Linked DNA regions of Homo sapiens: regions 2 and 3 are each linked to region 1. Evidence: chromatin loops called from intact Hi-C (ENCODE). Cell type or tissue: K562. All regions are shown on one strand.

Region 1 (8,000 bases):
AAATCTCCACAGGCTACCAGAGCTAGGCAGCTGGTATCCCCAGGATTGGTATACAAACATCCCAAACAGCAATATAGATTAGATTATCTCTCTGCATGTATATGTGTGTATGTATTTTTCTTTTCTTCTTTCAGGTATGATGATAAAATAATCTAGGAAAGACCTGACTCCTCAGAACCAGCACTTTAATCAAGCCTCAGGGATAGGGCAATGTGCTAGACATCAACACTCTTTTCCTCTCCTCAAATCTTCTCAGAGGAGGTATGGGTTAGACAAGGAAAGCTCCTACTGCCTCGCTCTGTGTTTGGCTTGTAGTCACTGTCCACTCTTTGACATTACCTCTTAATGCAAAAATATATGCCTACAGCTGCTACAAAAATAGCCTTGAATTATCTGACCCTCATAGAAATGTGAAATGAAGCTGGAAGGAGAGCTTAGTAACGATTAACATAAGGCTTCATTAAGATCTTTTAGGTTAGGCGCAGTGGCTCACACCTGTAATCCCGGCACTTTAGGAGGCCGAGGCGGGTGGATCATGAGGTCAGAAGTTTGAGACCAGCCTGGCCAACATGGCGAAACCCCATCTCCACTAAAAGTACAAAAATTAGCTGGGTGTGGTGGCGGGCACCTGTAATCCCAGCTGCTCAGGAGGCTGAGGCAGGAAAATAGCTTGAACCCGGGAGGCAGAGGTTGCAGTGAGCCGAGATCATGCCACTGCACTCCAATCTGGAGGACAAGAGTGAGACTCCATCTCAAAAAAAAAAAGGGTCTTTTAAAATTATATTATTTTTCAAATCCTTTAAGCTTGATTCACATTACAGCATTAAAATGCCTCATTATTTATACCTCTACGTTGTTTCAAAAACAAATAAAAACACATATATTAAGCATAGCAAAATAAAATAACCCAAAATACTGTTTCCACAGTTAACTGATTAGCAGTGGTTTCTTAGTTTGAAAACACTGCTAGCAACTCAAATCAGTCAATTGTTCAGGTATATTTACCATGGTTATGCTAAAATTCATTTGTATTTTCTTTTTCATATATTTCAATATCCTCCCAAAACTCATAAATTACTTAGTCCTCTCTGTTTCAAAGTGAGTTACATAACAACACATTGGTCTGAGATTATCAAAGAATAAACTGTGGGATGAAACATAGTACAGTACAGGGTCGAGGCTCCTGAGCCAGGCAGCCTGGGTGTGTATCTATGGTGGTTCTATTCACCGGTTCAATGATATTGGGCAAGTTACTCAACCCCTTTGTGTGTCTATTTCCTCTGGAAAATGGAGGTAAATAATAAGCACTCCTCAAGTACGTTATAAGGACTAAATAAGATAGCCATCAGGCATACAGCACACCACATGAGCCATCATTATGACATATGTGTTGCAAATACTAAGTCCTACATTTGGTTCTTAGCTCAAACCTCTTAAATTGAAAGCATGCTTTCAAAGCAAGCTCTACAACATAAGTTCATATATTTTTAAAAATTCTCTCAACAACTATTTATCAAGGACACTGAACCAGATGCTGGGCATACGGCAATGACAAAAAACAGACATGTTCCTAAACTTACACAGGTCCCTAAACATACATAGGCTAGCTGCAGAAAACTGACATTGAATGAGTGACTTCAGTGCATAGTATTTTAGAAAGAAATGGATCTGAGTTAATCTGGGGGACAATTACACTGAGACCTGAAAATAAACAGAGCTAGTTGAGCTACAAAGAAATGAGAAAGGATTTTTTATGCAGAGAGAACACTGTGCACAAAGGCTCTGGGTAAAGAGAGAACAGGGATGTTAAGACACTGGAAAGAACTCTAGTATAACAGCAATACAGAGAATTAGGAGCAGTTAGGCAAGCGTAGACCATGCAGAGCCTTAGAAAATGTTAGGGAATTTAGTCTCTACCTCAGAAACAATAGGAAGTCCTTAAAATATTTTAAAATTAGGAAAGCATCATATCTAGATTTGATATACATTTCTCTTTGGCTGCTGTGTAGAAAATGAAATGAAGTACAGTAAGAATGTGTACAAAGAGATCGATTTGGAGAATTCTATAATATACCAAGAGGGAAATGATGGGCACTTAGACTAGGATAGTGGCAGAATTAACAGCATGGTGGAAACAGATGAGAGAAACTGTCAGGAGGCAGAATAGCCAGGAACAAGTAAAAGACAAGAATCACCCAATTTGCATTAGGTGCATGGTGGATCCACTCACTAACACAGGAATCCTCAGAAAAGGCTTTGTGAGGAAACAGAGTCTGAGGTACCTACAAAACATCCAAGCAGAAATGTAAATGGGCAACTTACTCTATAGACCTCAGAATTCAGAAGAGCAATCTAGGTTGTTAACACTGGTTAGATAGCCATGTGCCTATATCACCTAGGGAAGAATGTAAAGCAGTGATTTGTAAACTTTAATGTGCTTAAGGGACATCTTGAAAGCTGACTACAAATCCTGGTCACCAATCCCAGAGAGTCTGATTCAGTAGGCCTGGGAAATTAAAAAAAAAAAAGCATTTTTAACAAATATCTTCAAATGATTTTGAAGTAAATGGTACACAGACATCTTGACAAACATTGATATAAAAATAGAAGGGTATTGTGAAGAATCCTAACATTTCTTGGTTAAGTAAAGAAAAGGAAGAAGAATAAACAAAGAGAATCAATAAGCAGTCAGAGAGGTAGGGAAAAAACTGGAATGCATGATATCAGGGAAGCCAAAAATGGACAGACTATTTCAAGAAGTCTTCATGTGCTGAATGCTGCTGAGGACCAGTAAGATGAGAAATAAAAGGGTCCACAGAATTTATAGACATGGAATAGGTTAAGGGATGAGAAGGAGGTAAGGAAATGGAGACAACTCTTTTTTTTTTTTTTGAGACAGGGTCTTGCTCTGTCACCCAGGTTGGAGTGCAGTGCCGTGATCTTGGCTCAGTGCAACCTCAACCTCCCGGGCTCAAGTGAACCTCCCACCTCAGCCTCCAGAGTAGCTGGGACTATAGCTGTGCACCACCATTCCCAGCTAATTTTTTTTTTTTTTTTTTGTAGAGACAAGGTTTCACTATGTTGCCAAGGCTGTCTCAAACTCCTGAGCTCAAGTGATCCACCCGCCTCAGCCTCCCAAAATGCTGAGATTGTAGGTGTGAGCCATCATCCCTGGCCAGAGACAGCTCTTGTAAGATGTCTGGCTCTATAAAGAATGGGTGAACAAGAAAGCATAGGATATTAGAGACGGCGTGAGGCAAACAAAAGAATTTGTTTGCTGCTTGACTTAGTTTTAGGGTGGGAAACACTTGAACATATATAAACGCATATGAGGAAAGCCAGAAGAAAAGGCAAGTCTCAAGATGTATGAGACAGAAAACACTGTAATTCCTTTTTATCCTACCATAATAATTATGATACAAATAAATTATAATTATAGGTTGAAATCTTTTCTCAGATAAATAAAAGCCACAACCTGTCCAAAATGTGACAAGATCCAAAAGTTATTTTCTATAACTAAGACAGGACAAATATTGATTGATCTTTGGAGAAAAGCAAAAATAGTGAATAGCCTTACATATTCTGACTCTAAGGAAAAGGTGAGGTTCCTCACCAAGGGTAAAGATTAAAATTGAGGCAGCAGGCAGGAGGTGCCACCTGCTGGTAAAACACAAATTCTCAGTATTTTGACTGTGACAGAGATCAGTCTTAATAGGAATTTCAACTAACCGAATTAGAGGTTACTTATGTCTCCAATAATAGCTTCTTGAGACAGATACAGAATCTGAGACCTTCCCACTGAGCAAAAAAAAAAAAAAAAAAAAAGTTTTAAAAACACTTCCATCAGTTGGTCATCCTGCCTTTATCTGAATACATTCCATAATAAGAGATGCATAAATCCAAGAGCTGTTACATCATAAGTAGGTCATTTTAAACTGAAATACATCTCCTGATTTCCACCCACTATATACTAGGCCTTCCCTCTGGAGCAATACGGCTAATCCCATAGGACAGCCTTCTACCATCTCTAGGCAGGGATGTCTCCACTTACTTTCTCCTCAGATTAAACAACCCAGTATTTTTTTTAACTGTTGTTTTTAAAACCTTCCACCATCTCAGTTGTGGGATGTGGCTGAGTTTATCAACAGCCTACAAAATGCCTTAGCAGTTTTATTTCAAACAGGCAGCCCAGTAGTACCAGTACTTTCCTGTATCTGAGTCTTAACACACAATTGGCTCATACTAAGTTTATGGTCAACTAAAACCCTGTCCACCTAGATCTTCCCAATCCAGTACTCACGTAATTTGATTATTTCAATCTAATGAATCTAAGTCTTGATGTTAATCTTCATTAAATTTCAACTCATGATGATTTTGATTGCACTTTCTTGTCAAGATCACTTTGAACCTTGATTCTTGGCGCTACCTAGATTTGACAGGCCAGTCACTAAATCTTCACCCAAATCAATGATAAAAACTTGGGTATGAAAGAGTCCTAGGATGTAATTAATACTAAGCCACCAAAGAATATTTTTGGGTAGAAATATTTATCTAGCTGCAAATCTATTTACTATTTACTAATCTATTCCAGCCACAAAGATAATGGAAAAATTAGGCAAATGCTTTAATGAAATCAATTATGTTACGTCACAGGCATTCCAGGAATATACTATCTTTATATTCCTTTCAAAAAGGTAATTATATGAGTTTAACATGGTTGTTTTGAGATGAATTCAAGGAAAACCTTCACAATTCACACTGGGGATGTCAGCAGATAGTCTCCAAAGTCCACTCTACTTAAAAAAAAAAAACACTTTAAAAGTCAACCTATATAATTATTTTATGATTAAATATGATTAAACAAAACAACGGATTTGTGGCTGACGGTGCATGCACTTCACCTATCCTAATGCACTGAAGGTCACGTTTTCCAGAGAAAACTGTCCTCCTGAATGGAATAAATTGTGTCTCCCTGTATATACTCCACACTTAATCAAGAATGCCTTATTTGAAAATTGACGCAAAGTTACTTGCAAATTATTCATGTTGGCCCAGATTGTTTCAACAGTATCATGGGTTATAATTCTACTGGGTCTTGAGAGTTGAACAATCATAATGATATTACACATTACATATGGTCGGCTTCAGTTTTTTAATACACTTATCTGGACTTTTCCACTTTAAAACCATTCTCTGTGGTCATGAAAATGGAGTCAAAATGAGGAGCATTGTTCTGTGGTATAGTGTGGCAGTCTGGATGTAAACCCTGAAGCCCACTGCTTGAATTCAAATTCTAGCTCTCTCATTTATTAGCTTTGTGACCTGGAACAAATAATTTAACCTCTCTGTGCCTCGGCATCATTTACAAATGTGAATAGTAACAGTAGCCACCTTACAGAGTTATGATAAGAATTAAATGAGTTAATAAATATGCATAAAGGGTCTGTAACAGTGTCTGCCACACAGTTAAGTATTAAACAGTTTAGATGCTTGCTGTAATTCTCATTCTTGGTGATTTATTAACATCACCCCTTCTCACTCATCTTCTCCCTGTGCTTGCTCTTAAAATAACAGTATAATACAATGATTAGCTAAGAACTGGGCTTTGAAGTCAGAAAGACCTGGATATGAGTCCCATCTCCACCATTTACTGCAATATTACCTTGGAACTTCACTTCACTCCTCTAAGCCTGTTTCCTCATCTATAAAATGGGGATTAAAAATGACACCTACTGCCTTAGGTTGTTTTGAGAATAAAAATACATGTCACATACTTTACATAGTATCTGGCACATCGTATGTGCTCAGTAAATCTTTGTTAAAAATCCCTATTTTGTACTCCACAGCATTGTGGTAGGCACAGTCTGGACCATATCATTCTCCTTTCTGACAGTCTTACAAGTTCATGATACTTCTGGTATGTATCTTTAGTTATATGCCTTTCTCCATATTTATAGATGTTCTGTGATTTGCAGATAGAACCTTCTTTCAACATTACTTTCTCCTTGAATGGTTGAAATTTTAGAATTTCCTGTTCCTTGTGAACCCATTCTTTTTTTGGAGCCTGTAGCCATGTGATTGTGCCCATATTTTTTTCTGAGATATTTGCTTTCTGAAATAGAGGACTCATGCTATGTATATTTTTCATCATTATTATGATTGTTAAAATAAAGTGATAATTTTTCTCTCAAGGGTCTATCTCTTCTACTTCCCCAATCATTAGTAAAAATTAAATCCAGAGAAATAGTCCCCTCCATTGTTTCCTTCACCTCCTATGAGACTAATCACTGAAAAATCAAAAATTTTATCAGATACTCTTACCAACAGAATGAGACTTCTAACAGGAAGCTAGATGGTTACAGAGCACATTACTACTAACATCTGTTAGTAGTAATGCATCTCTGTACGTTCTGCAGTCAGCATCAGAAACCACCATCTACAGGAATGCATCAGAAACCACCATCTACAGTTCCCGTATCTGAGATTCTTTACTATTTCTCCATCAGAACGTCACCTTTGTTCCTTTCATCTTTTAGAAAGAAGCTCTCTACCACGTTTTCCCCCAACACTGTGGTTTCTATATTCTCCACACACACATACACACTCATTCCATTCACCCCTCCTAGCTTTTTCTACTAGATGATTTTTTTCAACAAAGTATACCTTCCAAAGGCCAGAGTTCCTACAACCTCTTGGTGATAGGTATATTCTTGTTACAAATATTAAGTTTTCTATCTATACTGCATTGGTATACACAAGTACTTATATATAAAGTATTGTTTCCAAACAGTTTTGTTCCCAAATGCTTTCTTTCTACCATATGTCTTCTTCCTAAGTTATTTATTTTTATAACTTTATCTAGGCTTATTTCTCCTTCTCTACTGATAAATTTAATAAGCATCCAGCCAAACAGAGTAATAACAGTTACTCTACCAGAAGCTCACTAGCATGGCATTGAACAGCACAGTTCAGGAAGCCAAATGCTTCTCTGATACCAGCCAACTCTTAACTGCCATATCTATTCTTGTCTTCCAATGTTACAAGCATCAAATAGAATATGAAAAGATAGGACCTGTGCCTACTCTTTAGAACTTCAAAATCCCTAGATTTCTTCTAAATATGTCCATTAATGTAAACCAAAAAAACCCATTATTTTGACTAGACTACAAACTTTAAGATAGTAAAGATCATGTAAATTTTACTATTGCCCAGTGCCAAGTACATATCAGACCACGGGACGCACACTTTAGCCAAATCCTGCCCATAGCCTGTTTCTGTATTGTTCACAGCTAAGAATGGACTTTACAATTTTAAGGGGTTGCTTAAAAAATCAAAAAACAAAAGAAAGGAAGAAAAAGATGTGACAGAGACCACTGTAGCCTGCAAAGCCTAAACTCTGCTATCTGAGTCTTTTTAGAAAAAGTCTGCTGATCCCTGTATTGGACACTCAAATATTTGTTAAAAGAGGAGGTAGGCAGAGGGAAGGGAGTAGTAGGAATGGGGAACAGCAATTTGCAACAAATATAACTGGAGAGCACTGCAGAAAGTAAAACCTGCATAATAAATACATACACGTCTACATTGTTCTTTGGCTTTCATTTTCATTAAGTTCCAAGATAAACTAAAGGTCTTTCATTAGCATATTTTATAGATCATATTTTATATATATATATATATTTGTGATTGATCTATTATTCTTAAGTCATAGGTGCTCCTAGGAGAACTAAATTTAAACCTTGGCAGTACTAAATAACCTGGTTAACATAAATATTAGACGAGCAGGATGTCAGCCACTATAAGGTATCAGTTTACAGCAAAGGATCTTCACACGTATATCCTTTCCTTCCACACGCCACTAAGCAGCTAAGCGCTAAGTAACACTCCACAACGTTTTACTCATTTATACCCATTACTTAAAAATATAATCATTTAGAATGTTCTACAAGCCCTGAAATAAAGTTTTGAATACTAAAAAAATGTTTAACCAAAAATGAAAGTCA
Region 2 (8,000 bases), 430 kb before region 1:
TGGATAGACTCATAACAGCACAGCCAAAGAAACAAAATTGGAACTGATATCCGAGCTTCTATCTTCTGTCTGCATCTTGGAGAGTGAAAAGCAGCAGTAATTCTGGAGGGTCATGTGACCTGACTGGAGGAGGTAGCTACCAGTCAGAAGTATACAAGTAAATACTTCTCCTTGGCTTGCAGCCTGGGGCAAAGGTTAGTCAGTTTTCAGAATACCCAGTAGAGGAAGGAGTTCCTCTTCACGTGGAAAAATGGAATTCAAAAATCCCACTGTTTCCCCAGTTTCCTGAAATCACTCATGATACCAAAGACACAGTGGCTATTTACCCAATGCCTTTCTAAATAACATTTAGGCTCTTACAAGGCCAATAAGTTTCACAACTTATATTCAACATGATTTTTGAGACTGATCTATGTTGATACGTGAAGCCCTATAATTCATTGTTAAATTTTATTCCAATGAATGAATAGTCCAGCAAAGCTCATTCATTCACTTTCCTTTTGATGACTGTGTAGGCTGTTTCCTTTTTTTTCTTTTAAAACAGTAATGCAATGAACATTTTTGTAGATTACTTGGGTAAGCATGAAAGACTACCATATTTTCTAAAACATGTGCCTAAGTATCTGCCCACTTTGCTTTCAACCAAAAATGTAGTTCTTTCAAAATAGCCAAATGAGAAGGAGAGGGGAGCCTAGACAATAACTAAAGGTCTACATACCAATTTGGGGGACTCTGAGACATCAGGGAACCTTGATGAGCCTGAGGACCTCCCCAGGCTGCCAAGAAAATAAGTAAAGGTGATTCTGGGTTGGGGCTTATGGTAGACACATGAGATTACAGGATGATATGGTTTGGCTGTGTCTCCATTCAAATCTCAACTTCAATTGTATCTCCCAGAATTCCCATGCATTGTGGGAGGGACCCAGGGGGAGGTAATTGAATCATGGGGGCTGGTCTTTCCCATGCTATTCTCATGATAGTGAATAATCTCTTATGAGATCTGATGGGTTTATCAGGGGTTTTCACTTTTGCTTCTTCTTCATTTTCTCTTGCCGCCACCCTGTAAGAAGTGCCTTTTGCCTCCCGCCATGATTCTGAGGTCTCCCCAGCCATGTGGAACTGTAAGTCCAATTAAACCTCTTTTTCTTCCCAGTCTTAGGTATGTCTTTATTAGCAGCATGAAAATGAACTAATACACAGGATTAACTACGAAAGGAGGAAACAAAGGCTACTATGACTTGGAGTAGGAATATTCCTAGGAAACTCATTCTATAATAAAAGAAAATCAACATACCACTTGTTGAGTGCTTTAGAGACATATGATTTAGAGAAACACAAAATAGCTTAATTCAAAGTGACTTCTGACTCAACTTCTGCAAAGTTGTCTTAAGTTCCACCATAGAGCCTGGATGTGTTCTGGAATGTGAGTACGACCTTTGCTTATCACTGTGAATATTGAAAGCAGAAAACAGCAAGAACAGAGAAGCACTAAGGAATACAGAATTGAACAAAGAAAAATGGCAATGATAGCATAGTGGCAGGTATTGACTCCTCTGCCTATCACAGGAATAAATGGATAGTTGAAGAGTTATATCAAGTTATTTTCATTTCTTTCTCATATATCTTTTTTTCCCTTTCCATATCACTCTTTTTTTCTCTTTGTGCTTCAGTTTGAATAACTTCTATGGATCTGCCTTCAAATTTATTTATTCATTCCTCACCTCTTTCCAGTCTGTTGAAATGCCTGTCAAAAGAGTTCTTCATCCCAGATATCATGTTTTTTTATTTTAGTGTGTCCATATGACTCTTTTTAGAGTTTACATTTCTCTGCTGAAATTCCCCAACTGTTCATGCATGAGGCCTACTTTTTCTACTTGTTCCTGTAATATATCAATCATAATTAAAGTCCTCATCTGGTATTTCCAACATCTGAGTCATCTCTGGGTCTGGGTCTGTTGATTGCTTTATCTCTTGAAAATGGTTGTGTTTTTTTTCATATATTTCATAATTTTTTATAGAATTCCAAATATTGTCCATAGAATAACAGTATAAACTGAAGGAAAGAATAGTTATTCCTGGAAATGGAGATGCCTATTCTGTCAGGCAACCAGGTGAACAAATTCCAAAGAGAGAGAATCTAGTCAGTGGTTGAGATGTTGTTTCCCTGTTGCTGTAGTTACCTTCTGTGCACCTTCCTCTAGCAGTGGGCAGCTACTATCTTGTGCTTCATGTGGAGTCTACAGTGTTCAAGGGATTTTACTCAGTGTTCCTGCTCCAATCTCAGCTTTCAGCAGTCACTGCATATCTGTGCCATAGAGGGGGTTCTCTCTCTCCATCCTTGTCCCTCCCTCAGCAGTAGGCTACAGCTGTTTTTAACTCCAGTCTATTAACAGAACTCATTGTTCTCCTGATATCTCAGTGTTAGCTAGGCCCTGTGCACCTAGGCCTCGGGTATGCGGCTTTCTGTGCCCCTACCCCAACCTCTTGGCAATGAAATTTTGCCTTATATCTGTGGAGGAACACTGTAAAAACAAAACAAAACAAAAACCCTCCAGTATCCCACGGATCACACTAAATACAAAATAGTAGCAGCTACTGCTGGAGAATGTTCTGTGCCTTCCCTAAGGGCAGGCAGCTTTTGCTTCTACCCTGCCCCCATAATCAGTGAATCTTTGCCTGGACTGAGGACAAAAGGGTTTCCTTTCATTTAAAGTTTTTGCTCCATATGAGAGAATAGCTGATAATTTAGGCAGGGTATGTAATTATGTATCGCTAAAGAGTGGCTCTCTTCAGTCTGCTGACTTGCCCCAATCTTTTTGTTTCTTTTTTCTTTCTTTTTTTTTTTTTTTTTTGTGAGACAAGGTCTCGCTTTGTCACCAGGCTGGAGTGCAGTGGTGTGATCTCTGCTCACTGCAGCCTTGACCTCTTGGGCTCAAGCGACCCTCGCACCTCCCAGCCTCTGGAGTAGCTGGGACTACAGGCATGTGGCACCACACCCAGCTAATTTATTTTTTCTTTTTGTAGAGGCAGGGTTTCACCATGTTGCCCAGGCTGGTCTTAAACTCCTGGGCTGAAGCAATCCACCCACCACCTTGTGGCCTCCCAAAGTGCTGGGATCACAGAGTGAGCATCCAGCCTCAATCTTTTTATGAGCAGTGGTGGAAGTTATTGTAGGTTCAGTTATGTACCCCTAAAAGATAAGTTAAAGCCCTAACCCCTGGCACCTGTGAATGTGACCTTATTTGGAAATAGGCTCTTTGCAGATATAATCAAGTTAAGATGAGATCACACTGGAATAGTGTGCGGCCCTAATCCAACATGACTGGCATCCTTATAAGAAGAGAAAACACGGTGGAATAGGAATCCCCAGACCTCATTCCCCCACAGAGATACTGACTTAACAACAACATATGGCCCAAAAAGACTTTATGAGAACTCCAGAAACCAGTTAAAAAGTCACAGTATCCCAGGCAAGCTCAAAGCCAAGAACAGCCACATTGAAACAGGCAAGAAAAGCTAATGCATTTCACCCATAATAGGCCTTCCCCAAGCCAGTCCAGCCCTACATAATTGCAAGTAAATGCCAAACTTGCATCTTCTCATCAGAAGGGAAAGAAAAGGATAGAATGTGCATCCAAAGTTCTAGCTTTTTAGGGAAGTGCCCAAGGGAATGGTTACTGTCCAGCTTGATGTGGAACACTGACAGAACCAGAATACTTTGGATGCTTGGGGTCCACTGAGAACAGCGGAGAGTTCAGCAGCTAACTGCAGCACCTGAGAACCTGCAGCACAGCCGACAGAAGACAACAGAACTCAGTGTTATTGGGAGAAAATGCCCAACTCATGGCCTTTCTCTCATGAAGAAAAGAGAAGAGTAGAAAGTATATCCAACCTTTCAGCTTTTCTGGGGACTGCCTAAGAGATGGCTTTCTGTCTTACCTGACTTGGAATGCTGACAGAACTGGCAACTTTTGCATGCCTGGGAACTGCTGAGAACAAAAGAGACCTAGGCAGCTTGTAGGAACACCAGAAAACCAGCAGTACCATGGAAAGACACCAGAGGGAGCAAGTGCCTAAAAAAGAAACCAGCAAACTTCTGTAATTGGGAAATTACAGGCACAGTTCAGAGGAGATACAACCCCATTAAAGGTTTGAGAGGCCCTAAGACTCTATAGCTGGGCTAAAGAGAGTCTTAACATCTCTTCCTCCCTGTATGAAGCCAGTCCAGAAGACTGGGAGCGTGGCTGTTTTTTAAAAATGTGCAAATCCCAGCAAAAAATAATCAAGAATACAAAGAAATAAGGGCCCGACCAAGGGAACAAAGTAAGTCTCAAAAAAAAAAAAAAAAAAAAAAAGACCCCAAAGAAATGAAAGTCTATGAATCACCAGACAAAGAACTCAAAATAGTTGTCTTAAAGAAACTCAATGCACTACAAGAGGACAGATAGACAAATAAAGGAAGTCAGGAAAATGATACATGAACAAAATGAAAATACCAACAAAGAGATAAAAACTATTTTAAAGGCTGGGTGTGGTGGCTCATGCCTGTAATCCCAGCACTTTGGGAGGCCGAGGCGGGCAGATCACAAGGTCAGGAGTTCAAGACCAGCCTGGCCAACATGGTGAAACCCCATCTCTACTAAAAATACAAAAATTAGCTGGGTGTGGTGGCATGCGCCTGTAATCCCAGCTACTTGGGCAGCAGAGGCAGGAGAATTGCTTTAACCTGGGAGGCGGAGGTTGCAGGGAGCCGAGATCACACCATTGCACTACAGCTCTGGGCGACAGAGTAAGACTGCATCTCGGGGTGGCGGGGGAGGGGGTGGTGCACCAAATGGAAATTATAGAGCTGAAGAATATAAAACTGAATTAAAAATTACACTAAGCAGATTCAACAGCAAACTTGATCAAACAGAAGACAAAATCAGCAAACCCATTAAGAATTATCCAGCTCCTGCTTGATAATTCAACAAAAAGTAAAAAGAATGAAGAAAAGTGAAGAATGCCTAAGGGACTTATGGAACACCATCTAGTTGACCAATATATGCATTAACTGGATTATCAAAAGAAGGAGAGAGAGAGAGAAAAGGACAGAGAGGTTACTTGAAAAAATAATGGCTGAAAATGTCCCAAACATGAAGAAAGAAATGGAAATCTAAATTGAACAAGCTGAAAGGACTCCAACTAGGATGAATCCAAAGAGGCCCACAGAGACACATTGTAACCGAACTATCAAAAGCCAGACACAAAGAATCTTGAAAGCAGCAAGAGAAAAGTGACTTGTCACATACAAGAGAACTCGCATGAGATTATTATTGGATTTCTCAGGAGAAACACTGCAGACGAGAGAGTGGTATGATACATTCAAACTGCTAAAAGAAAAAACTGCCAATCAGAAATACTGTAGCCAGCAAAACTGTCCTTCAAAACTGAAGGAGTTTAAATAAGACCTCAAACTGTAATAATCCTAGAAGAAAACCTAGGAAACACTATCCTGGACATTAGCCTTGGTAAAGCATGTATTATTAAGTCCTCAAAACCAATTGCAACAAAAACAAAAATTGACAAGTGGAACCTAATTAAACTAAAGAGCTTCTGTACAGCAAATGAAACTATCAACAGAGTAAAAAGACAACCTACAGAATGGGAGAAAATATTCACAAACTATTCAACCACCAAAAGGTCTAATATCCAGAATCTATAAGGAACTTAAAGAATTCAACAAGCAAAAGTCAAATAACCCCATTAAAAGTGTGCAAAGGAACTTTGAACAGACACTTCTCAAAACAAGACATACATGCAGCCCAACAAACATGAAAAAAGCTTACCATCACTAATCATCAGAGAAATGCAAATCAAAACCACAATGAGATACCATCTCACACCAGTCAGAATGACTATTACAAAAAAGTCAAAAGACAACAGATGCTAATAAGGCTGTGGAGAAAAGAGAATACTTATGCACTGTTGGTGGGAATGTTGATTAGTTCAGCCACTGTGGAAAGCAGTTTGGAGATTTCTCAAAGAACTTAAAACAGAACTACCATTCAACCTAGCAATTCCATTTCTGGGTATACATCCAAAAGAAAATAAATTGTTATACCAAAAAGACACATGCACTCATGTACATCACAGCACTATTCACAATATCAAAGACATGAAATCAACCTAGGTGCCCATCAATGGTGGATTGGATAAAGAAAATTTGATATATGTATACCATGAAATGCTATGCAGTCATAAAAAAAGGATGAAATCATGTTCTTTGCAGCAACATGAATGCAGCTTGAGGCCATTATGCTAAGAGAATTAACACAAGGATAGAAAACCAAATACTACATGTTCTCACTTACAAGTGGAAGCTAAACATTGGGTACACATAGACATAAAGATGGCAACAGTAGACACTGGGGACTAGCAGACAGGAGAGGAAGGGGAGGAAGGGAGACAAGAGTTGAAACACTAACTATTGGGTACTATGCTCACTACCTGGGTGACAGGATCAACTGTATCCCAAACCATAGCATCATGCAATATACCCATGTAACAAACCTGCACATATATCCTCTAAATCTAAAATAAAAGTTGAAATTATAAAAATAAATATATACAATTTCAAAAATTTTAATGAAGGAAAAAAATAGACCTTTCCAGATCATCAAAAGCTGAAGGAGTTCAGCACTAGAGCTGCCTTACAAGAAATGCGAAAGGAAGTCCCTCGGGTTGAAATAAAAGGATAGTAGATAACAACTTGAAAGCATATAAACACGTAAAGCTCTCTGTAAAGGTAAATACACAGGTAAATACAGAATCATGTAATACTGTAATGATGGCACATAAATCACTTTTAATTCCCATGTAGAATTTAAAAGATAAAAGCATAAAAAAACTATAACTATGAAATTATATTACTAGATACAAAGTATAAAAGACATAATTTGTGAGATTGATAAAGTAGAGGATATGTGAAGGAGTAGAGTTTTTGTACATGGTTTAAATTAAGCTGACATCAGTTTAAAATAGATTGTTACAATTATAAGATGTTTTATGTAATCCCCATTGTAAACACCAAGAAAATACCTTTAGAAGATACACGAGAGAAAGTGAGAAAGGTGTCAAAGCATGTCTCTCTCTACAAAAAGTCAACAGAACAAAAAGGCAAGCAGCAAGAGAGGAAAACAGGTACAAAAGAACTACGAGACATATAGAAAAGAAATATTAAAATGGCAATAGTAAGTCCTTCCCTAACAATAATTACTTCAAATGTAAACAGAACTCTCAATCAAAAGACATAGAAAATGGATTTTAAAGAAAGACCCAACTATAAGCTATGTATAAGAAACTTACTTTAGATATAAGAACACACATAGACTGAAAGTGAAAGGATGGAAAAAGATATTCCATGCAAATGATAACCAAAAGAGAACAGGGGTGGCCGGGTGCGGTGGCTCACGCCTGTAATCCCAGCACTTTGGGAGGCCGAAGGGGGCGGATCACAAAGTCAAGAGATTGAGACCATCTTGGCCAACATTGTGAAACCCCATCTCTACTAAAAATACAAAAATTAGCTGGGCATGGTGGCGCATGTCTGTAGTCCCAGCTGCTCGGGAGGCTGAGGCAGGAGAATCGCTTGAACCCGGGAGGCAGAGGTTGCACTGAGCCAAGATCGCGCCACTGTACTCCAGCCTGGGTGACAATGAGAGACTCTGTCTCAAAAAAAAGAGAACATAAGTGGCCACACTAATATCAGATAAAAGAGACTTGAAATTAAAAAAAATTGTCAAGAGACAAAGAAGGACATTATATAATAAAGGGTCAATTCACTAGGAAGAAATAGCAATTATAAATATGTATTTATATTTGTAACAGCAGAACACCCAAATATATAAAGGAAACATTGACAGACTGAAAGAAAAACCAGATGGTAACACAATAATAGTAGGAGATTTCAATGCCCCACTTTTAATAATGGATAGAACAACCAGGCAGATAATCAATAA
Region 3 (8,000 bases), 400 kb before region 1:
CAAACAAACAAAAAAACACTTTCCTGGAAGTTTGAAAGGGGGGAAAAACCCTGTCTTTATAGTTTTAAAAGAGAGAGCAAACATGAGTTAAGGAAACACGAATATGGCCCAATTGATGAGAGGTACAGAATACAGGGAATGGATGCTCGGCGAAGGATATGAACAGACACTTCTCAAAGGAAGACATTTATGCAGCCAAAAGACACATGAAAAAATGTTCATTATCACTGGCCATCAGAGAAATGGAAATCAAAACCACAGTGAGATACCATCTCACACCAGTTAGAATGGTGATCATTAAGAAGTCAGGAAACAACAGGTGCTGGAGAGGATTTGGAGAAATAGGAACACTTTTACACTGTTAGTGGGACTGTAAACTAGTTCAACCATTGTGGAAGTCAGTGTGGCGATTCCTCAGGGATCTAGATCTAGAAATACCATTTGACCCAGCCATCCCATTACTGGGTATATAACCAAAGGATTATAAAACATGCTGCTATAAAGACACATGCACACGTATGTTTATTGAGGCACTATTCACATTAGCAAAGACTTGGAACCAACCCAAATGTCCAACAATGATAGACTGGATTAAGAAAATGTGGCACATATACACCATGGAATACTATGCAGCCATAAAAAATTATGAGTTCATGTCCTTTGTAGGGACATGGATGAAGCTGGAAACCATCATTCTCAGCAAACTATCGCAAGGACAAAAAACCAAACACCGCATGTTCTCACTCATAGGTGGGAATTGAACAATGAGAACACATGGACACAGGAAGGGGAACATGACACACTGGGGCCTGTTGTGGGGTGGGGGAGCGGGGAGGGATCGCATTAGGAGATCTACCTAATGTTAAATGACGAGTTAATGGGTGCAGCACACCAGCATGGCACATGTATACATATGTAACAAACCTGCACGTAGTGCACATGTACCCTAAAACTTAAAGTATAATAAAAAATTTTTTAAAAAAAGAGTCATTGACGAATTCAAAGAGTATTCTGAACAACCACCATAGCAGCTAGAAATACCTTACCATATGAGACATGGTAGTCCCTGAGAAAGCCCCTAAGAGGAACAGCTTAGGGCAGACTTGTTAGTATCTTTAAATATTTGATGAAAGACCATTCTATTAAAGAGAGATTTAATATATAATTCTTGAGAACAAAAGTAGAATCATGTAGGGGAAGGTCACAGGGAATAGAATAGGGACTATTTTTTTTTTAAGTAAACAGAACTCTACCATGAAGAGTACTGTGCTCCCCATCACTGGAAGCATTCAGGGGAATGAGTAATCTTTTATCTTTTGCCAGGAATGGTGGTAAAGCATTCCTGTATTAGAAAGAATACACAACGTAAGTTACCTGGGGCATATCTCCAACATATATGTATGTAGCCTTTTTCTTACTAGGGTCAGTTTGTCAGAAAAGCTGAAAGGAATGATCATTGGCAAATGAAATATTCTCTGAAAAGAATGATATACAGTGGGAAATTGGGAGAGAGACCTGCGAACGATAGCCTAATTGCATTTTCAACACGAAATGAAATTGGATGTTGGAGAATGCCGAGATGTCATAAAAGGTGCTTATGGTGTTGAAAAGCGACATTTCTTGTATGATTTTCAGTTCAGAAGCTGACAGAGATGACATATGTAATGAAAAACTACCTGCAGACCTAAAGCGATAAGCCAGGCTCACTGAAAAGCTGAGAAGTTGAAACATGAGAAATAGCAGTGAATGCATTCTCAGATCAATTTTTGGCTGTGTTCAGCTCAGATTTGGTTGCAGCATATGGCTGTGAACTTTAAATATGCTCAATAATACATCATTGATCTCTGACTAATTTCACCTGATGAAGATAACACGCGATTGAGTCATTTTTGCCACAATTGGGTTTTCTTTAGGAATCCTGACGGCTTCTATTAAACATTAATATAATGAATATATGTATATCTCCAAGGCTCAACACTTGACACTTGAACAAGCCACTTGAAATTATATAAATCATCATTACTGATATTCTTTGTGTCAACCTAAGAAACCAGCAGAGAGACTCTCTAAAAATATTGAGTTTAATTGGGAATAAGCAGAAGAACTGCAATCCAGAACACTGGGGCCATAGTAAACTGTGGGCATATTTGAGGAGGTTGAGGTAAGGGAAAACTTTTAAAGGCAAAAGAAGTACACATAATTTGTTTTGAAACAAAGAGAACATTGGTTACAGTGGCTTATCACAGAAGATGATGTCAGTTCATTAGTGGAGACAGTGTACCAGGCAAGCATTCTTGCGCATTTGGCTAGCTGTCCTGTGATTCATGAAGCAAGATGCAGGTTAGAAAGTCTTTGGCAAAAGTTCTTGTTACAGGCATATGTGCATAAGAGCATAAGAGACTTTCAGAGTCTTTGTTATAGTTCTTATCATAGGCATGTGTGCAGGAGGGCTTTCCCTTTCTAACCTGACTCTTTTTTTGTTTGGGTTTGACATGAGTGACTCCATCTTGAGATTGACAACTTTCACATTGGTATTGTGAAGAAGTTATTTTCATCCTATCTCTCTTTTTTTTTTTTTTTTTTTTTTTTGAGATGGAGTCTCACTCTGTTGCCCAGGCTGGAGTGCAGTGGCGCGATCTTGGCTCACTGCAACCACCACCTCCTGGGTCCAAGCGATTCTGCCTCAGCCTCCCGAGTAGCTGGGACTACAGGCGTGTGGTACCACGCCCGGCTAATTTTGTATTTTTAGTAGAGACAGGGTTTCACCATGTTGGCCAGGCTGGTCTCGAACTCCTGACCTCAGGTGATCCGCCTGCCTCAGCATCCCAAAGTGCTGGGATTACAGGGGTGAGCCACCACGCCTGGCCATCCTATTTCTCATTTCAAACATTTATGTGAGTTGCTTTTTTCCTTGAATGTCAGCCAACTTCACCCTGGAAGATTGTACCCAGTGCCCATTTAGGGCAGGGTAAAATTTGTTAACAAACAGACTCAAATTTATTTCTTGCTTCCTTAACAGTCTTTAATCACCCAGACTGGAAAGCATTATTTTGTTTATTCCAGAAAAACCTGATTGGTTTACCAGAGAAGTCAGTTTTGATGGCTTCGTGTCACTATTGAATGACATTTCACATGCAGCACCCTGGGTTCCAGGGCTAATAGATCACCATTGCAGGGAAAGCTGGGTTTAGATAGCCATTTCTGTTCTTCCTATGACAATAGATTTGCATGTTCTAGCAGGCAAAAGCTCGGCATTTGCATTGAAATCCAGCTCACCGTTTGCCTTCTGGGCATTATGCTAAATTATAGTGTTTCCATTCTTTTATCTTTGTTTTAAGCTTTAATGAACCACTTCTGATGAACTGATCTGCTTTTGTGAATTAGGGATATAATGCGACATAATGACAACAAGCCCAACCAACGCATTTAACAAGCAAAAGCACTAACATGAAAATGGTGTGGAAGTGCATTAGCCAAGAGGACCAGCATCCTGTTAAGTAGCAATTACTGAAACAAATTAAATGAGGAGATAATTTAAGAATATATCAGATCATAACAATGATAAGGAGACTGTCAAGTGGTCAAGCAGTCTATAAGCAGTAGCATGGTAGCAGCTGCTAAATTGGCTTGTCTTCCATAGACTCAGCAAGTAAGAAGCCCAGATGGATTTAGACAGTTTAGTATTTACTGGAAAAGAAAGTCAGCATGGTGTCAGCTCCCTGTATCCCTAGTATCACAGCATGACACCAAACAGAGGAACCAGATGACAGATGTCAGGAATGGTGAGTTGCTCTGTTGCTGAGGAGCAGGGCAGGATCAGCATTGCACAGCCCTGTTACTGTGCCCCCCAGTTTTGTCCACTAGGTGTCTTTCTTGCCTCACCCTAGTCCCTGCCCTGTTAAGAGCCAACCCTAAACTACTGCGAAGCATTTTTATAGATCTTCACAGAAGCTTGCAGCCGAACCCTTAGGTGGGGGCACAAGGCAGAAAGTTCTGCATTCAGTTGAAACTAGGAGGATAAATGAGAAATGGCCTGTGACAGACTCCTACCAGACAGAGGAGAGCCTGCCTCAAAGTGGCTCCGCACCATGCTCATTATCTCGCCTTGCTCCAGGAGGAATTTCAGGCTATTCAGAGCTGTGAAGCCTTGCCTACTTAGCCTTTGTGGAGATGTTCAAAGTTGCTAGAACACCCTGGCAGGGTTGTTCCTCTAAAGACCAATATCTGAAGCAAGATGACTGAATTTATTGCTTGCTATAGTAAGGGAAAACTGTGCTGGCTATGCACAGTCTCTCCAAGCAGAACAAGCTGTTGATCTTACATAGAGTTTTAGGGCACAGTGGAGTTCAGGGATCAGCGAATTTGCAGAGGTGTTAGAGATTGATATCTCACCTGTAAGAAGGTGATTGCTGTGATGAGGCTGTTGTTGATTGTCAACACACGGAAGCATGTGCTTAGGACTGTTTATGATTGGCTGTCATCGAGACATTGTCATTGACCATTGAGGCAGTTGTCCTTGCTGAATTGAATGGGGTCTCAACTGCTACTGTTACCAGGGCTTCAAGGCAGTCAGTACTTTTCTAGTAGAAGCCCAAATTCAGGCTCTTGTACCCGATGTGCAATTGATGCCAAACACTGACACATAGCAGTTTGGAGATAGAGGAAGGTTTGTTCTATTTGGCCAAAGCAACAAGGTAGGAAAGCAAGATGTCTCAAATCCATGTTAACAAAAAGAAAAAGCAGGGAATTTTTATGTGGCTAGAGAATAAAGGAGGGAGAGTTTTAGGGAATCAAGGTGAAAAGTCTGTTTCTTCAGTCCCACATAACACCTTGAACAACCAGAGTTCTGGGCGTCAGCAGCTGGTTGCAATAGCTTTCAATGCATTCATTCCTTCGGCAAACACCTTTTGTGACCCTGAAGTTATCTCCTCCCACTTGACAAAGAAACAGCACATCAGAAGTTTATAGTTATATTGTGGGAAAAACGGATATTGGGTAAAAAGCGAGTGGTTAACATGAGCAAGCAAGCAAGGTCCTGATCAGAATTCTCATTATTTCAGTCACTGAAAAATGCTGGGGTGCTGAAAATCTCAAGTGACCCAGTTACAGTAGTAGTGTTGCAGGCAAACCCCCAAATTTAGGTTCAGCTCACGAGGCCAATTGGGTTCTTGGCTTCACACGAGAAAGAATTCAAGAGCAAGCCAACAGGCTGGGAGCAGTGGCTCATGCCTGTAATCCCAACACTTTGGGAGGCTGAGGCGGGTGCATCATCTGAAAGTCAGGAGTTCGAGACCAGCCTGGCCAGCATGGCGAAACCCCATCTCTACTAAAAATACAAAAATTAGCCAGGCATGGTGGCGCGTGCCTGTAACCCCAACAACTCGGGAGGCTGAGGCAGAAGAATTGCTTGAACCCAGGAGGCAGAGGTTGCAGTAAGCCGAGAGGGCGCCACTGCACTCCAGCCTAGGCAAAAGAGGGAGATGCCGTCTTAAAAAAATAATAAAAAAAGAGCAAGCCGACAGAGTAAAGTGAAAACAAGTTTATTAAAAAGTAAAGGAATAAAAGAGTGGCTGCTCCATAAGCAGAGCAGGGTACCCCATATGCAGAGTAGCATTGAGGGAGATGCTAGCTGGCTATTTTATAGCTATTTGATTATATGCTATGCAAGGGGTGGATTACTCATGAGTTTTCTGGGAGCTCCTGGAACTGGGGGTTTCTCCCCCATCCAGACCATACAGGGTAACTTCTGGATGTTGCCATGGCATTTGTAAACTATCATGACACTAGTGGGAGTGTTTGTTAGTATGCGAATGCATTATAATTAGCATATAATGAGTACTGAAGGTTGCTTTTTTGCCATCTTGCTTCTAGCTGGTTTAGGCTGGTTTCTTTACGGTCTCCTGTCTTATCAGTGTGGTCATGTGACCTGTTGTTTACTGTCTCCTGTCTTTATCAGTGGGGTCTTGTGACCCACTGTTTTGGGAACTGATCCTTGCAGGCATTATTAAGCTGTTTCCTTAGCCTTAAACATCTTATGACTGCTGGTCATCACTGGCAAGGGATGTGCCTTGCTAGTTTTAAGATGGAGTTGATTTTAAAATGGTGTTACCCTGGGTCTCCCATGCTTCTATTTCCCTAACATAATCCTCCCTTTGCTTATCAGAGAACCCTTAATCTTAAGGAGAGATGAAGGACAAAAGTCATTCTTCTGTAACTTCTTCCTGCTGATTTTATGAGCATAGCCCTGCCTAGTAAAGGAGGAGTAAAAATATCTGGATGCCTGATCTAAGAGGCCTAAAGGCAGGATGTCTTTATTTCCCAACTCAGAAGATAGGACAGGTTAGAAGCCTTGTGCCAGCATCATCTTTATATGGGATTATTATAATCTAGATGACACAAATTTCACCAAGATGTTAAACAAGCAAGAGCCAAAGATTAGTAATAACAAGATAGCCATCAAAGGTCCTAGGAAGGGCAAAAACCAAGTAAGACTTGGGAGGGCACTTTTAATGAGAAGTTGCCCCATGGGGCCAACGAGCTCCAACCCTAGCCAATATAAGTCCAGTTGCCCACGTAGCGCTCAGGTGAGTGATGTCATATAATTGTATGTTAGGGGGCTCTGCTTGTCCTATTGTACATTGATCCAGAAACCAAACATTATCAATATCCTGGTAACCATGTGTTTTATGATCCCAAACGAAACACAAGTTATTTATAGGCTGATTGAACGGGTGACCACATAGCCATAGATATCCATTGGGGGTGCAAATCTGTATGGGATAGGAGTTGTTAAGAAGGCTGAGTACCTGTAGGAGGGACTAAGGCTGTTACTTATGTGTTTATTTGCAAAACAACAGCTTTAGGTGTCCTAGGGGTTCACAAGTGTAGGTCACGGTGTCTTTCTCAGGTGCCTGTGGGGCCTTATAAGAAACAGGTTTAATCTTTGGCAAGTATACCCAGCTAGTGACTCCCTCAAATTTAACAACAGTTGAAGTGCTTAGCAACACCTGATAGGGGCCCTTCCATTTTGGTTAAAATTGATCTTCGGGGAATCCTTGTCTCCAAGTTTTTAATAAGACTAAGTCTCCTGGTTGAACAGGGAAGCTACGAATATTTATGAAAATGGTCCTGATGCATGTATATTGAACAAACACGGAAGTAACATATGACTGTTTACCTTGGGGTGGAGAATTAAGCCTTCCTTGGCATAATCTTAGATTCTGTTTATAATTTGATATTTTATTGCCATGAAGAATCTGTCAGTCTTATAAGCTCTATTTTAATATTAAGGCTGGTCAGTTGTGCCTGAATTCCAAGGGGTGGTGGGGGGAGTATAGCAAGGTGTGTCCAACCCCCCATTTCCTTCATGGGCTGAACTAGTTTTTCAGGTTTTTTTTTTTTATTATTCTTTTTGGCCAAGAGGGGTGTTCATTCTGTTGGGGGGCTTAGGATTTTATTTTTGTTCATATATTTCCTTTTTTTGTCAAGGTATGAAAGAGGCAGTATCAATAGCCAAGTTTTATTTTGTCCCATATTGATGCTGGGGTGACTTGCCACCTGCCTCGGGTCCATCATGTCCTTCAGTGGGAACCCTGTGGCAAGGGACTTAGAGTCAAAAGATTTATAGCCAATTAAACATTACAGGCCAGATGGGAATGGAGATGGACAGGCATTCATCAACCCTTAAAACCCCTTTTAAGCAACCTACGAGCCAAAAACAAAGGTCATAAAATTGACTTTTCTATAAATTCTATGCATTGATCTATTGTAATCTTGGCTTTAGCAATTAGCTATACAAGACACAAGCATTTTTTTTTTCAGCTGCATAGGCATCTGTGCACCTGGCCTCGATTAGGAGGGTCTGAATTAATTTTATCCCTCAGGACCAGCCCTAACAATCTCATGTGATAGTCCCTGGGCCGCCTGGAGGGATTTAATAGTTTTAAATTCTGTAGGTAAAACAAAATATTTAAAAATTAGCAACGTTTTAAACAAAAGGT

The links. Hi-C counts contacts between places; a loop is a spot of excess contacts. Peaks named below come from ENCODE experiments on the same cell type or tissue, not always from the same donor. Only the 100,000 strongest peaks of a DNase experiment are listed, where the experiment ranks them.
Region 2: it touches region 1 in a loop (8-fold over the local background); 15 of 110 quality-filtered maps call a loop at or near these places.
Region 3: it touches region 1 in a loop (7-fold over the local background); 13 of 110 quality-filtered maps call a loop at or near these places.

What each region holds. Positions count from the first base shown.
Region 1 is chr3:184,870,882-184,878,881 of GRCh38, reverse strand. The region is part of intron 21 of VPS8 (VPS8 subunit of CORVET complex); the gene reads right to left. Among named protein-coding and RNA genes, the nearest start is that of VPS8, 63 kb to the right of the region's middle. In K562, a CTCF peak has its summit at 3,657 (motif pointing left); a DNase peak (open chromatin) is centred at 3,641.
Region 2 is chr3:185,304,365-185,312,364 of GRCh38, reverse strand. It overlaps a transcript of MAP3K13 not described here. Among named protein-coding and RNA genes, the nearest start is that of EHHADH, 54 kb to the right of the region's middle. RefSeq lists an enhancer at 116-165. In K562, a CTCF peak has its summit at 4,055 (motif pointing right); a DNase peak (open chromatin) is centred at 4,074.
Region 3 is chr3:185,266,554-185,274,553 of GRCh38, reverse strand. LOC124900548 (a long non-coding RNA gene) reads left to right here. Exons shown (of 2, transcript XR_007096203.1): 2 at 1-986. Among named protein-coding and RNA genes, the nearest start is that of EHHADH, 17 kb to the right of the region's middle. In K562, a CTCF peak has its summit at 3,861; a DNase peak (open chromatin) is centred at 3,853.